Linked DNA regions of Homo sapiens: all the other regions are linked to region 1. The links are chromatin contacts, found by Hi-C or POLR2A ChIA-PET in ENCODE. All regions are on one chromosome and are shown on one strand. Each heading gives the region's core, a stretch centred on a gene start or an enhancer-like site at or near the end of the contact. The rest is flanking DNA. Distances are from core to core; before and after follow the strand shown.

What was found. A loop is a pair of places that touch in the nucleus more often than their neighbours do. ChIA-PET counts read pairs that join two places held with the same protein, here RNA polymerase II (POLR2A). Pooled maps may share reads with other maps.
Region 2: a pooled map shows a loop between it and region 1 (7-fold over the local background). The contact joins the promoter of CSNK1G3 here to the enhancer-like site in region 1. A Hi-C loop is called at or near these places in 6 of 37 single-sample maps with no recorded cell type and 13 of 50 pooled maps.
Region 3: a pooled map shows a loop between it and region 1 (5-fold over the local background). The contact joins two enhancer-like sites. A Hi-C loop is called at or near these places in 1 of 37 single-sample maps with no recorded cell type and 4 of 50 pooled maps. POLR2A ChIA-PET finds 5 or more read pairs at or near these places in 1 of 52 experiments (activated CD4-positive, alpha-beta T cell).
Region 4: a map with no recorded cell type shows a loop between it and region 1 (2.5-fold over the local background). The contact joins two enhancer-like sites. A Hi-C loop is called at or near these places in 2 of 37 single-sample maps with no recorded cell type and 2 of 50 pooled maps.

What each region holds. Positions count from the first base shown.
Region 1 is chr5:126,445,311-126,448,010 of GRCh38, reverse strand. All of the region lies in intron 1 of GRAMD2B (GRAM domain containing 2B), which reads right to left. Among named protein-coding and RNA genes, the nearest start is that of GRAMD2B, 23 kb to the right of the region's middle. RefSeq lists an enhancer at 1,986-2,700. Within about 2 kb of position 1,335, at least 10 of the 41 ENCODE cell types and tissues checked have a DNase peak (open chromatin) inside an H3K27ac peak, as active enhancers do.
Region 2 is chr5:123,510,794-123,513,493 of GRCh38, reverse strand. It overlaps CSNK1G3 (casein kinase 1 gamma 3), which reads right to left and starts at 1,317. Exons shown (of 14, transcript NM_001364140.2): 1 at 924-1,317. RefSeq lists enhancers at 1-145, 1,176-1,385, 1,546-1,605 and silencers at 666-735, 906-995.
Region 3 is chr5:123,459,091-123,461,790 of GRCh38, reverse strand. No RefSeq gene overlaps it. Among named protein-coding and RNA genes, the nearest start is that of CEP120, 37 kb to the right of the region's middle. Within about 2 kb of position 1,375, at least 2 of the 41 ENCODE cell types and tissues checked have a DNase peak (open chromatin) inside an H3K27ac peak, as active enhancers do.
Region 4 is chr5:124,055,972-124,058,671 of GRCh38, reverse strand. No RefSeq gene overlaps it. Among named protein-coding and RNA genes, the nearest start is that of LINC01170, 380 kb to the left of the region's middle. RefSeq lists an enhancer at 1,771-1,960. Within about 2 kb of position 1,276, at least 10 of the 41 ENCODE cell types and tissues checked have a DNase peak (open chromatin) inside an H3K27ac peak, as active enhancers do.

The DNA.
Region 1 (2,700 bases), core at 86-2,585:
GTGCATGCCTGTAATCCCACCTACTTGGGAGGCTGAGGCAGAAGAATTGCTTGAACCTGGGAGGCGGAGGTTGCAGTAAGCCGAGATCATGCCACACTGTGCTCCAAACTGGGCAACAGAGTGAGACTATTTTTTAAAAAAAAAAAAAATTATAAATGGGCTACTGTTTACTTGTCTTTGCCCTGCTTTGACCATATGCCTCTGGAGGGCAGGATCCTGGTCTTTTCACATCTCTGTATCCCCACAAAAAGGTTCAATTCATTTACCTTAAGGACTTCATGTTCCTTAAATCAGCTCTAAAGGCCAGGCTTTCTGATCTCTTTCTTTTTTTTTTTTTTTCTTTTTTTGAGACGGAGTCTTGCTCTGTCGCCCAGGCTGGAGTGCAGTGGCACGATCTCGGCTCACTGCAAGCTCCGCCTCCCGGGTTCACGCCATTCTCCTGCCTCAGCCTCCTGAGTAGCTGGGACTACAGGCGCCCGCCACCACGCCCGGCTAATTTTTTGTATTTTTTTAGTAGAGACGGGGTTTCACCGTGTTATCGAGGATGGTCTCAATCTTCTGACCTCATGATCTGCCCGCCTTGGCCTCCCAAAGTGCTGGGATTACAGGCGTGAGCCACTGCGCCCGGCCTAGGCTTTCTGATTTCTAGCCCAGGGCCCATTTTGGCTACACCAGACAGTATAAATAGCAATAGGAATGGATGTACTTCACTTGGAATTCCTGGGCTTGGGAAAACTGGCATGGGAAAGGCCAGGAGTTTTCTGCTGGGGTTTGGATCCTCTTCTGGAACAACCCCCCATAATTCAGTAGACTAAAGTACTGAGGGTGCTTTTGGTGAGGCAACCGCCTGCCCTTCCAATTCCTTCAGACAAAGATTAGACAGATGGATCCTGTGAAGGTTATGGCGAAAGAAGGAACATTTCCATCGAGGGAGCTTTACCATTTCTTCCCACGAAACTAGGTGAAAGGTAGTGGAGTCTGCCTAGTTACTGAGGCCAAATGATCTCATAATTACTGCTGGGAGGGGCCGTCATGCCTTAGTTTGCTTTACTTTGCTAGAGTGTAAAGGGTAATGCTTAGATATTAGATTCCAAGAAACGGAAAGGAAAGAGGATTGCTTTCCTTCATTTTATGCCTTCTTGGAAATGGAGAAGTTTCCAGGAGAAGAATCTGTATTCCATGGTCTGTGGCTTCCTAAGAGTAGCTCAAGTCCCAGTTTCTGGGAGTGGCATCTTCATAAGGATGTTTATCATATTTCAGTGTCTTAGTAAGGGCCCCAGTTTCCTCGCCTCCACACCAAATCCTCCTCCCTCAGCCTGTGTCACAGAGCTGCTCTCCGTCACACCTTACTCAAATTGAGAACACATAGGTTTTTTTTTTTTTTTTTTTTAATTTTTAAAAGCTTGGGGAATGTAAACATTTTCTACATGACTAATGAAGCTAGGCATTGTAGATAAGAGAAGCAGTGAATGTTTTAAAATCAGTCACGGTTACTGCTGGATTTTATTAGAAACACTCAGACTGGTCTAGTTTTGGGGGGTTAATATGAAATTTATAGCACAGCTGAGTAAATAAGGGTATCCACTTATTTTCAGAAATGATTTTTGAAGTTTAAACCACTTACTATGAACATTTTATAACATAGAAAACAGGTACAAAGTAGATAGAATAGTATAAACAAGGCAATCTTGTTTCATCTATATACCTGTAGCCCACCACTCCTACCTCCTACTGGTTTTGAGACAAATCCCAGACCACACTATCTTTTCATCTGTAACTATTGCAGTGTATAACTCTACAAGATAAAGATTCTTTGAAAAAATAAACACAATACCAATATCAAACCTTAAGGCTAAAAATTGTAATTGATTTTTAAAAAAATGAGTGAAATATGGCTGTTTTTCAGGGAAACTATTAGCACAATGTAGTAGTATTTAGGATTGGAGTGGACTAAAGCATCTCTAGGCACACTGTTGGGTATCTGGTTACCCAGTAGGGGACTTGGGAGAGTTCCTGTTCTCACACTAGTCCACATGGCTCTTGCTAGCACAGCAGTAGGAGCTGCCTACTTTGACATCACCAGGTACCAGGACCCCTTTTCTCTTGCCCTTCCTGCTCTGGCTATACTGGAGAGAGGAAGAAATGGAAATGCCATTCCCCAATCTCAACACCTGAGTCAGATTCGGCTCTCTTGAAGCTGAAGAAGAGAGATTCCCAATGACACGAATCAGCATGAAAGGAATTATGGTTGTGAACAGAATGTATCAAAGTGGGTGGTGTCCATGACTCTAGGTGGGATGATGGAGTCACTCTGCATCCTGTCTGTGCCTCAGGCTGCAGCTGCTTCTCTTTAATCTGCCCTCCCACCCCCTCCTCACCCCCCACTCCCCACCACATACCCAAGAGACAGTGAGAGAAACCTGAGCAGCAGCAGACATGGGGTGATGTGATATCCAGGCTGCCCACTTCCTCTGGCCCGTCAATACTTTGTGTCAGCAAGTCCTCAGGCTGTGCTGGCCCTCAAGATTGTCTGGATTTTTCATATGAAAAAAAGCTCAACATCACTGATCATTAGAGAAATACAAATCAAAACCACAATGAGATACCATCTCACACCAGTGAATGGCGATTATTAAAAAGTGAAGAAAAAACAGATGCTGGCAAGGCTGCAGAGAAAAAGGAACACTTTTACATTGTTGG
Region 2 (2,700 bases), core at 68-2,567, 2.9 Mb after region 1:
CTACAAAAGAGTTGAAAGTAATTCACACAGTGTATCAACAGTAGCTGTCTCCCACACACACAGGCACACTCACTCTCTCCCCCATCTGAACTTTTCCTCCCTAAAACATGAGGTGGGAGAAGGGGAATGACCATGACACAGGCCTCACTACCCCCACCCCACGAGTAGACACACATCTCCCTCCTCATCCTGCTGAAAAGAAATGTGGAGGCTGTGGACCAAGAGACCCGATGCTTCTCAGTGTCACTTCCCCTGCATGTGGGATAAACAAACAAACCGGCACCATGAGAGTAACCATCAGAGTGATTTTGCTAACCTTTGACTAATGTCTTGGTTAAGTTTTGAGCTGAGTCAAAGCTCTAAGAAACAGGTAAATCCCTGTGTCCCCCCACCCAACCCCTTAAACACTCCAACGGGAAGTTTATCCCTGAGCTGAACGCTGGCCCCCGTCGCCTCCTCCCAGCCTATCCATGCCTCCTTCCTGCCTGAAGCCCCTACTCCAAAGGTAATTGTCTGGACACAGTCAAGGAGCACCGTGGGCGACACTCCCCACCTCCCAATCTCTCCTAAGGAAGCCCCCGCCGGCCCAGTTGGCCCACCTCCCTCGCCGCCCCAGTCGCGCCGCACCACTCCGGCAACTTTTGCACCCAGCCCGACCCGCCACCCGCGGCCCCCGCTGCCCCCTAGCCCTCCGCGCCCTCAGCCTCCGACCGCGGCCCCCTCCTGCCCACGCCTCCGGGCCACCCGCCATGGTCCTCGCCCACCCCTCCCCCGACACCCGCGCCTGCGGCGCCGCCCCCGCCGCACCCCACCCCACCCGCCCGGGACCCCAGCCCCACCCGGGAGGGAGGGCGCCGCGGCCGCGCCGAGGCAGCCGCCGGGCCGGGGCTGGCAGCGGAGCACCTACGCGCAGGGGGCTTTACCTCAAAGGCGCGGCCGCGAGCAGAGGGGTCGGTCCCGGGCGCGGGCGGCGCCCCCAGTCCGTCAGCGCCGGCGGGGGCAGCGGCGGCGGCACATCACACCCGCCGGCGGCCGGAGGAGGAAAGCGAGCCACGCAGGGAGCGAGCGAGCGAGCGAGCGAGGTAGGGGGGAAGGAGCGAGAGAGAGAGGTAACGCAGCGCTGCTCGGATTCGGTCCCTGCACTGCCGCTGGTGCCTCCTACCGCCGCCGCTGGCCGGAGAGTCGCCGCCCGAGCCTCTGCTGTCGCCACCGATGCAGCCCGGAATGAATGCACAGCAGCGCCTCGCTTATCCGGAGGTCAAACATCCTTCTGCCTCGGGCATCCGGATCGACGCCGGACCCGGAAGTGAACACATGGAAAAAAAATTAAAAAGGAAAGCGTCTGTTTAGCGGCGGCGGCCCCCAAGCTGCCCGCATCAGCGAAAACAGCCGAGTAGAGCCGAAGATTGCACCAACCTTCTTGGATTGGTCGGATCGCCGACCGGAAAGGAGACGGCGCGGTCATTGGCTGGCAAGGTGTATAAAGCCTAAGCCGCGCCCTATCCCCGTCTTTCTAGAGCCGTGCGTGAGGGAAAGTGGGGAGAGGCTGTGGATACGAGTGTTTCTCTGGATGAAGCAGTGGGCGGAGAAGCATAGCAAAGTCTACGCAGAGAACTGGAAGAGAACACCACCATGCTTTAGGAGAGCTACTAAGAACTGAGTGAGCAAAGAGCCTTAAGGGTACCATTGTGCCAAGTCAGGGTGCTGAGGCTTTCCCTGTTGTGCTCAGCCCGCCAGGTTCCAAAAAAATCTTAGGGCCCGGCCTAGGAGTATGACATCACTGGGTTGACATTTTTCCCCGCTTGTTTGTAACCCCAGTGCCATATCAGGGCTCCAACTGCTTAGAAATGTGAATTATGGCTCACATTTGCGTCTCATTTGCTGTTTGTAAGCTGAGGTAATCCTCTGAACTATATAGTGTGGCATTACCTGTTTTTCAAATTCACCTCCCAAAGTTCTGAGAAGCCAAACATCACCCAAGTTATCAAGTTGCAGCGCACAAACTGAAATCGGTGTTTCTGACTCACACTTAAGTCCACTCTGCCTACATAGAAAGACTGCATTCCTTTCATTTTCCCTCTTGCAGTTGCTTCCCTGGGATGGAGATAAGTCATTTTGGTAGACTTCTATGGAAATTGATCCACCATGAAGGCATGGAAACTATAATTTTTTAAAATTGTGATTCTTATGTCTCAAGTCCTTTCAAAAGTTAGGCATTAAGGTGTGCAGGAAGAAGAATCAGCCTGGTGCCATGTTTTTTAAATGTTCATTTTATCAAACCCGTTTATATTCTTAATATACTTACTGTATCAAGAAACTTGAGTCTTGTGTATCTCTATCTCTCCTGTCTACCTCTCAAAACGAAAAGACTAATGAAACAAATGCACTCCTTCATTTTCCTCCCTGCTTTGCTAGATTAACGGTATAGCTAATGTGTTACCTTTGGAAGGGTAGTTAGTATAGAAATCTGTTTTTGATTTTGGTTTGTAATACAACAGTGCCTTTTTTTTAAACCTCTCTTCTCACTTCTTCCCCAAACTGGAAGTTAAGAAGTGACTAGCATCACCAGCCTTAGAAGGGTAGTGATAAGAGCTTTGCTCCATGCTTACCACACCATCATTCTGTAGGAGACTCAAAAGCAGCTAAGATGTATGCATGCTCAGAATTGTGAATGACTTGCCTAGGGCAGATGACATATCC
Region 3 (2,700 bases), core at 126-2,625, 3.0 Mb after region 1:
GTCTTCCATTTCATTTTAATTGTGTGCATGTGAGTATGTGTGCCTTTTAAAGTCATGGTACCAGATGACTTTATAATAAAAGGCACACATAGATATAAGGGAGTTAATTTTGACTTCCTACATGTTTCTAAAAATATTATAATTCCAAACAAAAAGGTAGGTAATATATTGCCATATAGTCTCTTTTGGAACTTCTTAACTGGACAATTTGCCAGCAGCAACATATAATAACCACTGGACTCAGAAAATAGTACCCCAAAAGGAAGGCCTCAGAAGCAAAGTTTTTCTCTGATCTGCCCTCCTATCTCTCACTCTCGTTTTCCCCCAAGGCTAGCCAAAGAAATTAGGATCCCTCTTCCCTGAGGTGAGTCATAGAAACCAGAATCCCTTCCCTCAGAGCCAGCTATAAAATCTAAAAATATTATAACTTTCTCACCCTGCTCGTAAAAACTGGCCATATCAGGAGTTCGAGACCAGCCTGGCCAATATGGCAAAACCCTGTCTCTACTAAAAATACAAAAATTAGCTGGGCATAGTGGTGCATATCTGTAATCCCAGCTACTCAGGAGGCTGAGGCAAGAAAATCGCTTGAACCCAGGAGGTGGAGGTTGCAGTGAGCCGAGACCTCACCACTGCACTCCAGCCTGGGTGACAGATGGCAGAGTGAGACTCTGTCTCAAAAAAAAAAAAAAAAAAAAAATAGACTAGTCATAGGGAAATTATCTGACCTACTTTGTTTGAATATAGGTCATAAGAGTCCCATTCCTGAGAGGGTCTCACCCCTCACTCAGAAGGAAGGAATACATGATCAGAGAGGCCAAAAAGAATCTAGACAGACAGGCCATGCTGGGCTTCCCCCCTTAGCCTATTAACATTAGATCTTACCCTTTTGTCCAATCATATTTTTACACAGCTTCCGTACTTTGTTGAACCCAAGCATGAAAATGGACAATTTCCCCTCTATCTTTGGGTTTTCATTCTGAAGGCTCTCATGTCAAGTAAAACTATGATCAAATAAATTTGTACACCTTTCCTCTTAGTAATCTGCCTCTTGTCAGTGATTTTCAGCAAACCTTCAGAGGGTGAAGGGAAGCTTTCCTTTGGCTCTGACATAACCATTACTTGAAGTTTACCCATATACAGATAACTTTACACTCTTCTCATATCCATTTAATGTTTCCAGTCAATGTTATTACCTGTATCTTAACAATTATGCCAGAGTTCACAGTGAGAAGTGCAGCATGCTAATTTTTAAACACTGACTAGGCTATTAAACTGGCAGTTATGATGTGGTGTGATAAGGGGAATGCCAGGGAAAGTAGGAGGTGCTATCGTCAAGGCATGACTTCAAAGGTCAAGGAAAGCTTCCTGCAGTGACGCATAATAGGAGACCTGAAGGGCTTGTAAGAAGTAAACAGGCAAAGATAGAAGAGGATTGGGGTGGAGAATATGATTCAAGCAGAGGGAGTGTCATGTGCAAACCCCAAAAGTAAGAAGGAGTATAGCAAGATGGAAAATGGAAAAGAATTTAATCTAAAGTGATAGATTTTGAGGTATGAGTGGTGATAGATAAATCTAGAGAGGTAAATTGAGACCTAATTAATCACAGAGTTTTGAGGCCAGTGACAAGGCAGTACAGAGTTTAAGCAGGGAAATGGCATGATCAGGTCTGGAGCAATTACAGTGATCCAGATAGGCTATGATAAAGATTTTTTTTTTTTTTTTTGAGATGGAGTCTTGCTCTGTTGCCAGGCTGGAGTGCAGTGGCACGGTCTCGGCTCACTGCAACCTCCGCCTCCTGGGTTCAAGCGATTCTCCTGCCTCAGCCTCCCAAGTAGCTGGGATTACAGGCAGGTGCCACCACACCCGGCTAATTTTTGTATTTTTAGTAGAGATGGGGTTTCACCATGTTAGCCAGGCTGGTCTTGAACTCCTGACCTCGTGATCTGCCCACCTCGGCCTCCCAAAGTGATGGGATTACAGGCGTGAGCCACCGCGCCCGGCCAAGCTATGATAAAGATTTTAAGCACTAGTTGTAGTGGCCTTAGATGATGGTTACATAGAGTTATTGAAGGGTATAGAAAGAGGTTGGAGGCAGAATTCACAATAATTACTATTCATTATTGAATTACAAATTCTTAGAGGAATTTCAGATTATTATTTTACCCCCATGTATGTAGCACAGAATAAATATTCAACAAATACGTGTCAAATTAATTAAGAAATAAAACAAATTCAACCAAATTTATTTTTCTTCTTTTATTTTATTTTATTTTATTATTATTATACTTTAAGTTTTAGGGTACATGTGCACAATGTGCAGGTTAGTTACATATGTATACATGTGCCATGCTGGTGTGCTGCACCCATTAACTCGTCATTTAGCATTAGGTATATCTCCTAATGCTATCCCTCCCCCCTCCCCCCACCCCACAACAGTCCCCAGAGTGTGATGTTCCCCTTCCTGTGTCCATGTGTTCTCATTGTTCAATTTCCACCTATGAGTGAGAACATGCGGTGTTTGGTTTTTTGTCCTTGCGACAGTTTACTGAGAGTGATGATTTCCAATTTCATCCATGTCCCTACAAAGGACATGAACTCATCCTTTTTTATGGCTGCATAGTATTCCATGGTGTATATGTGCCACATTTTCTTAATCCAGTGTATCATTGTTGGACATTTGGGTTGGTTCCAAGTCTT
Region 4 (2,700 bases), core at 27-2,526, 2.4 Mb after region 1:
AAACCAGAATCTCAGAATGTTATTTGGAAATAAGATCTTTGCAGATGTAGTTATTTAAAAATCTCAAGACGAAATTATCCCAGATATAAGGTGGGCACAAAGTTCAATGACAGGTATCCTTATAAAAGAGGAAAGGACACAGAGACCCAAGAAGAAGGCCATGTGGAAAGAGGGGCAGAGTTTGCAGTTATGTTGCCACAAGCCAAAGAACACCAGGAGCCACCACAAATTGGGAGAGGTAAGGAAGAATTCTCCCCTAAAGTCTTTGGAGGGAGCATAGTCCTGCTGACGTCTTGATTTCAGACTTCTGGCTCCCAGTGTTATGAGAAAATAATTTCTCGTTTTTAGACACCAAATTTTTTTATTATTTGTTATGGCATCCATATGAAATGAATACACCAGTGAAGCTATAAAGTATGAGAAAGTGGGGAGAAAGCTGAAAACTCTAAGAAATGACTTTGCTGGAGAAGGGGAAGTTCATGTCAAAGTTCATTAGCATTGAGATAAAAAAGATCAGTGCTATTCCCCATACACTGTACATTCTCCCTTGTGCCTTTATCCTAATTAATCAGATGCTGACCAGGCTTTGTATATTATCTGATGGCCATTCTCAGGAAAAGCAAGGATTTGCTGAGCTTTTGCACTTTTCTGAGATGGGGAAGGCACTGAGAAAAAGGGCGCATGACGATTTTACTACAGAAATTCTGCAGTGTGATTTGGCATCATGACAATTTGGCCATCTGCTTTGTGGAGGGAGTCCAGCACCATCAACGAGACAGTGTAATTTCTGTCACTTCTTAGAGAAGCATCCTTGTAACACAACAGTCCTTTGGTGGGTTCATTGTGTGGCAGTGTAAATTTTCATGACTAGGGTCCTCGTCCATCCTGGTTTGCCTCAGACAGCCCCAATTTATGCCTGTTGTCCTGGCTGAATTAATTACAGCCCTCCCTTTTTCACTTTGAAAAGTGTCCCTGTTTGGATGATAAATTATATAGCCACCTTAGCTATGACACAATCTCTCATTAAAAAAAAAAAAAAAAAGCTGTAAAGCTTTGCAAATTGATTTACTTTCATTTTCTTGCCAACCCCACAAGATTACTTACAATGTTTTGGAAATAGTAATTACATTTTTTTTTAAAGAGAGTTTTGCCTGGGAGTTAGAAAAGGGAAGTTCAAAAAGGGAAGTCTATGCTGTCTGTTTCCTAAAGACTGTTTCGCTCCTCCACAGCAGGTGCCCCCACCAGTGCCTCCCTACCCGCTCCCAGCTTTGGTGGCAGAGCAATGCCTCTATCCAGTGAAAGGAATTTGGCTGCTTCAGCAAGGTGACAACTGCACACATCCATATCTGCAAGGCAGGTGTAAGCTGGCATTTTGCCCAAGTCTAGCCAGACAGCTTCATAAATCCTGCCCTTACCACAGCCCGAATTACTTTTCATGACACAAAGCCAAGCTGTGTTATTCACCTAATGCCCCGATTTACAGTTCCCAAGACAAAAGAACATACAGATAGAGTTTCAGGGCTCTGTTTGCCTTCACGTTTATCTAAAGGTCAGTTTCAGGTCACGCTCAAGAAACCTGACAAATGGTGGTGAATAAACCTAAAAATAAATTAAATGCAAGTGGGAAACTTAAGCATTCCTTATTCTTGTGCCAAAAGAAAACTCAACCCAATTGACATTCTTTTAATATCTGAGATAAACAGCTGTTCTCTTATTCATGGCATCGTAGGGAATTATCATGCTCCCTTCAGCTCCTGCGCACATGTACATGTGTGTGCTTCCACATAAGGTACCCACATGTACACACATACACACGTCTCGGCGCAGTTCCCGTTTAGGTATTTGTTCTTGTGTCTTTAAGGACCTGAGTTCATGGAAGACTTGAGGGTCCTCAGAGTGAGAACTGCTCTTATCTGGAACAGTGCTGTGGTTGCCCAGGAGTACCACTCATGTCCTGCCAGGCTCAGGGGCACTAGGACGTCAAGCAGAAATCTCATCACTCTATGAACGAGAAAATCAGACCAACAAATGCCGGTCCTTGGAGAGAGATAATTGCTCATATGCCAGATTCATGAAGGTGAGAGTTGAGCAGTTAACCTGAAGAATGCTTCATGCAAATAGGCTTAGAACTGCGGAACAAGAAAGTGCTGGAGCCCCACCAACTGAAAATACCTCTGCAGAAACCTCAAGACCTCAACAGTCCATTGCCGAGTTGTTGGCCATGACAGGGCTTCTAGAGCAGCACTTAATTTACCCTTGGTAATTCTAAGGAAAATGATAGACAACAACAAAAAACCCACCTTCTGCCCTTCAGAAAACTGCAATAGACTTTGAGATCTACCCCACTATGCTGTGTTTTTCTATATGTAAACCTTCTCTATGATGTAGATTTTCCTTCCTCCCACTCCATCCCCAAACCCCCAGCCTCGCTTTTCTATTCACAAGATTGGGACAGAAATTTCACTAAGAGAAGTAAGACACTGCTGGAGAAGAAACACACTGAGCCCATCACATTTCACAGTGGGTTTGTAAATTCCAGCTGCCTCTGTTAGGGTTACAGAACAAGCCCAGAGTTGTTTCTAAAGACATAGTCAAGTAAAACTCATCACTGTCAAGCTTCTGAATGCAAGGAAGAAGTGTGGCAGATGAATGTGTTTCTGTGACTGGTTTGAAAACCTGCCATATGGTTTGTGGACAGTA